Regions from separate parts of the Homo sapiens genome. Here region 1 is linked to region 2. Evidence: chromatin contacts called from ENCODE Hi-C or POLR2A ChIA-PET data. All regions are on one chromosome and are shown on one strand. Each heading gives the region's core, a stretch centred on a gene start or an enhancer-like site at or near the end of the contact. The rest is flanking DNA. Distances are from core to core; before and after follow the strand shown.

Region 1 (3,128 bases), core at 360-2,859, 130 kb after region 2:
AAAAAAGAAAAAATTACTGTTGCATTAGCAGGTCAAAAAAAAAAAGAAGGGGTCAAGTAGATAAAATAATTTACTCAAGGTCACACAATAACCATATTATGTAGGAACCAGTATACCTCCAGTTTATAGATATAGAAATTGAGATATAGTCACATAACTGGTAAATTGCAGAGGCAGAATTTCAACCAGATGTTCTAGTTCCAGATCTCATGCTTTTAACCACTATTGCATGTACTGCCTCTGTAGGTGCATTATAATTTATTAAACTATTCTCTTACTGATGAACAATTAGGTTTTGAAATTTTCACTGTTATAAGTAAATGAACATCTTGTACACATATGCTTGGGACAGATGAACAACTATTTCTGTATGATAAATTCCTAAAGGTGGAAGAGGTTCTGCTTTTTATTACTCAAGAATGCCTTGCATAATCAGTAGAGCAAAGATAAAAAATTAATAAAAGTTTTTAACATGACCTAGGGTAAACCATTTGAGCTGTACAGGAGACAGATTTTTGTGTATGTTCTAAATTAGACTTGGACATACAAATTAGGAGCAGATCTGTTCTTCCAGCACCCCCTTCCCATTTTTCTTTTGTAGATGGAGTCTCACTCTGTCGCCCAGGCTGGAATACAGTGGTGCAATCTTGGCTCACTGCAACTTCCACCTCCCGGGTTCAAGTGATTCTCCTGCCTCAGCCTCCCGAGTAGCTGGGATTACAGGTGTACGCCACCACACAACCCAGCTAACTTTTTTTTGTATTTTAGTACAGACGAGGTTTCATTGTGTTGCCCAGGCTGGTGGCAAACTCCTGAGCTCAGGCAATCCGCCCGCCTCAACCTCCCAAATTGCTGGGACTACAGGTGTGAGCCACCGCGCCCAGCCCTTCCAGCCTGTTTTGTCCCACCAAACAAAACATTACAAGGGTGTAATAAATGTGAGGTATTCTTATTACTTATGTCAGACATTAAGTGAGGCTACTTATACAGCATTTTTTTCTGCAGGTAGACATCACTACTTTTATTTTACTGAGGTGACTAGAGTCACCCCAAAACTGAACCTAAAAATGTGTGCTTGCTTTTGTCTTGAAATGTCTGAATGTGAGAGGCTTGCTGGAGTTACCTGACCCCATGGGAAAATAGGGGCAATGAGGTAATGAGCTTTGGATGAAATTATGGGAGCACTCCACCAAATCCCCAAGGTCCTAGTAGATCGAGAAAGAGGAATTCAGTGGTGCCAGTGGCTTTGAGGCAGGACAGGGGAGCTCTAAAATTGCAGTTTAGCCCAGGAGGGTTCTTGGCTTCACCCAGGGAAGAATTCAAGGATGAGCTGGTGGTGTTAGACAACAATATTTTATTAAATGGTACTACTTCTAGCAAAGCAGGGCTAACTCACAGGCCATGTGCCCAGAATCAGCAATGCATGGGCTCTTGGCAACTATACTTTTACTCACTTATACTCACTTTCAATTACATGCAAATTAAGGGGTGGTTTAATGCAAATTGAGGAGTAGATTATTTAGAACTCTCTACCAAAGGGGTGGTAACTTCCAGGTCATTGCCATGGAAAGGGGTGGTAACTTCCTGTCACTGCCATGGCATTTGTAAACTGTCATGGTGCTGGTGGGAGTGTCTTATGCTAACGAGCAATGACAGCAGCTAGGGATTGCTTTCAGTCACCATCTGCTGGTTTTTGGCTAGTTTCTTAACTTTATCCTATCTGGACTAGATCCTGTTTTGGTCAGCAGAATTGTGACCAGAAAACAAGTTCTGCCAGTCTCCTAGCTCACATAAAGATGAGATGAAGAAAAGGACAGGAAACAGGGTTGTCTAGGCAGCCACATAGAGAGGAAACATCCTGTCTAGAGAGGGAGTTGGGTCATGAAGGCAGATGCCAAACAGAGGCTTCAATGCATGTCTCTGGGTTGGGGTGACTTAGGCAAAGGAGGATACCAGTTTAAACCCAAGTATCACCCCAGAAAAATATATATAGCATCTATATGGAAATTACCACATCCATGGAGGCCACCAGTAGGAAACAAAACCAAATTGAGTCCAAGGATAACTAGGAATACTTTTCTATCTTTAGCAGGTACATTACTGCATAATAAACTCCTGCTTCCCTTCAATTTCCCCTTCTAGTGCCTGATGTCAGACGTGTTAGGGTGTTGAAAATGAAGGGAAAAGCAACGTCTCAGAGACAGACCACTCTCCATCCAAAGCGCCCACTAGAAGGTGCTAGAGAGGGAGAGAGTGAATGAAAGATCATGCCTTCCCTCTTCTCTAAGCTATTACAAACCTGATAAGCATTGGAGGATAGGAGAGGAACCAGCTGTTTTTATTTTTTATTTTTATTTTTTAAAATAGGGTCTTGCTCTGTGGCCCAGGCTAGAGTGCAGTGGTATGATCATGACTCACTCCTTGAGCTCCTGGGCTCAACTGATCCTCCACCATCAGCTTCCTGAGTAGCTGGGACTACAGGCATGGACCACTACTCTTGGCTAATCTTTTAATTTTTTGTAGGGATTGGATCTCACTATGTTGCCCAGACTGGTCTCAAACTCCTAGCCTCAAATGATCCTCCCACCAAGTGCTGGGATTACAGGCATGATCACTGCATTCAGCCTCAGAAACCAGCTTTGAATTGACTGTAAGATAGGAATAGACTGTAAGTCTCTGAAAGTAACCAGGCAGTTATGGAATATTCATCAAAAGATCTGTTATCCAATAGAAGGGATTATTTGGCATATCACAGTTGGTGCCAGTAACTAGAGAAACATAAAACCATTTCACGATTCGTACTTGTGCCTCACTGTATGAAATTGTTCAATAAACTAGTTACATATACATATGATATAATAAACTCCATAGATATTTTTAATGTAACATTCTATATAATACTATATTAATATAATATTAATTATATATTAGTTATATAATATATGTAATCTATATTAATTAAAAATACTATATTAATCTAATAGAGATATTAGATTCTAGTTGTGGCCAGGCATGGTGACTCACGTCTGTAATCCCAGTACTTTGGGAGGCCAAGGCAGATGGATCACTTGAGGCCAGGAGTTCAAGACCAGCCTGGCCAACACAGCAAAACCCCATCTCTACTAAAA
Region 2 (2,780 bases), core at 111-2,610:
GTAGCCATTTATAGTAGATGTAAATTCCATTAAAAGAATGCAAGTAAAAATATTCATATGTATCGATAATTCAAATTAGGTATTTTTCTCCCGTTATCATGCACGGATAAGCTGACACACTTGTTTATATGTCTCTATGACATTTTCTAGATAGTTTAGATTTGGCATGTGTTTTAATCTCTCCAGTAGCCACTAAACTGCTCTGAGACAAGTATCTGTATCTTATAATTTTTTTGTTTCAAGGAAAAAAAAAGACAAGTGCATTTGAGTTGGTAATTCCAAGAATGGCAGCAGAAGACAGAGCATCTAAAGCAGGAGGCTTGGACCAAAGTGGTTCTGTTGCCTGTAATCCCAGCACTTTGGGAGGCCAAGGCAGGAGGAACTCTTGAACCTGGAAGTTCAAGACCAGCCTGAGCAACATGGCGAGACGACCCCAAAACCCAATCGTCTCTACAAAAAAATTCAAAAATTAAAATAAATAAATAAAGTCGTTTTGTTAACCATTTCTGGGCCATGATAATCGGATGAAACTAAATCCTGAACTAATTTCCCGGGCGCTCTTGGGCTCTGGGCTAAGAACTCCTGAGAGTATGGTCAGTGGTCTGCTGCTGCCTGGAAGCTCCCGGTAAAGGAATGAAACTTCAGGGCAGACAGCATTCACTTCAGGAATGGTCAAGGAAAGCTAAATTCGATCTCACTAGACAGCAGCCCGTGTAAGGTTTGATCCCCTTGGAAGGCCCTTTCCTCTGCTAGAGCTGAAAGCCCTGTCTCCCTCGTTTTCTTTTGCTACGGGATCCAGAGAAAACACCAAAGGGCACTTACTGAGAAGCTGAAAAAAAAAAAAAAAAAAAGCAAACTGGAAAAGAGAAGACACAACAGCTCTGATGCGAGGGAGGCCTCGGCCCCGCCCCCTCCCGCCCCGGGAGAACCTTGGCCGAGCCTGCAGCGCCCGTAATCCCCACCGCACCTGCTGCGGGAGGGCCCGCGGCAGCTGTCTCGCTGAGGCTAGGGGGCGGGGGGCAAGGGCACGAAACGCAAGGACGTGCGGTGTCACTTTCTGCACGGGCTCTAAACAGATCGCAGCAATCCCGGTAGGTCCGGTACTGAAAGAGAATCACGCAATTTGCGCTGGGGGGCCTCAGACGCGGACCAACCCCCTCTTCGATCTGCCTTCTAAGGCCCGGAAATAAGTCTCAGCCTCGAGAACTAGAGCACTTCGACCAGGGAGTAGAGGAAGCGTTATTGGGCGTGGTACCCTGGGTTAGGAAACCTGGCTGTAGACCCACTCCAAGGACCGCACTCACCGAATTGCTGGGCTGAGGTGGGGGTTGAAAGCCGCTGTCAAGGCGTGACCCGGAAGCAGAAGCTGTCGGGGGCAGGCCCTCTGTTTACCGGACTAGAAGACCAACTAAGATGGGCGCCTGCGCACTGATGAGTGTTCGTCAGCGGGGCGCGCCTGCGCAGACTTGTGCAGCAGCTTTCGCCCTCCAGAGGCCTAGTTAGGGGGTTACTTTCTCCTTTTACTCAGAGGCTTTGCGCGCAGGCTCAGTGCAGCGTTCTCGGCCACAGCCGCAGGGTTCGGGTCTTGGTCCTGCAGCGGGGATAAAAAAGCTCAGGAACCCTGAGTGTTGGGCCGATTCTATATGGTTGCACCTGCGTGGACCAGGCCAGCAGGGGTCCATCCACAATGGTTCAGTTGCTTAGGAGACTAAACTCTTAGTAGGAAGTGTCTTTGACAAAAATACTTACAGCATTATTCATAATGGTGGAACGAATCTATGCTCCTTAGAACCCTCCTGTACATGTCCACCCTCCTTCAAGTAAACCATATCAAAGACAAACTCAACCACCCAAGAGGTGTAGTATTCTAAATGTAGAGGAATAAATGACCTTTATAACTCTTATTAGGGTTAATGAAACTTCCCGCACAAAAACATGATGACACCTCTGAGTGACAGACTTTCTGTGCAAAGCATAAACATTTTGAAGTCAGCAGCACATGGTGGTGGTGCATGGAAGGAGTGAAGCAGCAGCCCATTTAGGCAGACTGCAAGAGTTGTGGTCTGCCCGGTAGCCTGTTTAACCAGAGTGCCCCACACCTACTCCCCAGAGCTTGTTCTAAGCAACCAAATCTAACCAATTAGAGATTTAAAGCAGGCCCAGACAGATCATGTACATCAGTAAGAGGATGGTAAACTGAAAGTTCATGACCTGGTCTGAGGAGTGGGCCTCCTTTGAGCTCCAGACTCAAAGGAATTTTGCCAGGTAGGAATATGCCCTCCACTTCCTGCCACTGCACCATGGTGAGATCGTCCATTTTTCAAAAGAAGCTGAAATACAGATTTTTTTTAAAAAGTGAATTTTTCCAAGTTGCAAATGTTGGCAATGTTTTTATTATTATTATTATTATTATTATTATTATCATCATCATTATTTATTTTTGAGATGTAGTTTCGCTCTTCTCACCCAGGCTGGAGTGCAATGGCGTGATCTCGGCTGGCTGCAACCTCAGCCTTCCGGGTTCAAGTGATTCTCCTGCCTCAGCCTCCTGAGTAACTGAGACTACAGTCACCTGCCACCACACCTGGCTAATTTTTTTTTTGTATTTTTATTAGAGATGGGGTTTCACCATGTTGGCCAGGCTGGTCTCAAACTCCTGACCTCAGGTGATCCACCCTCCTCGGCCTCCCAAAGTGCTGGGATTACAGGCATGAGTCACCACACTGGACCACATCTCTCAAATTTCTTGGTTGGGAAATGCTGAAGTATATAAATTCTGG

The links. A loop is a pair of places that touch in the nucleus more often than their neighbours do. ChIA-PET counts read pairs that join two places held with the same protein, here RNA polymerase II (POLR2A). Pooled maps may share reads with other maps.
Region 1: a loop to region 2 is called in a pooled map, with 6 times the contacts of the local background. The contact joins the enhancer-like site here to the promoter of ASB8 in region 2. A Hi-C loop is called at or near these places in 5 of 50 pooled maps. POLR2A ChIA-PET finds 5 or more read pairs at or near these places in 2 of 52 experiments (H1 and activated CD4-positive, alpha-beta T cell).

Annotation. Positions count from the first base shown.
Region 1 is chr12:48,284,647-48,287,774 of GRCh38, forward strand. All of the region lies in intron 3 of LOC105369753 (a long non-coding RNA gene), which reads right to left. Among named protein-coding and RNA genes, the nearest start is that of H1-7, 43 kb to the right of the region's middle. Within about 2 kb of position 1,610, at least 2 of the 41 ENCODE cell types and tissues checked have a DNase peak (open chromatin) inside an H3K27ac peak, as active enhancers do.
Region 2 is chr12:48,156,155-48,158,934 of GRCh38, forward strand. It overlaps ASB8 (ankyrin repeat and SOCS box containing 8), which reads right to left and starts at 1,361. Exons shown (of 4, transcript NM_024095.5): 1 at 1,305-1,361. RefSeq lists enhancers at 1,145-1,667, 1,172-1,221, 1,242-1,291, 1,322-1,541.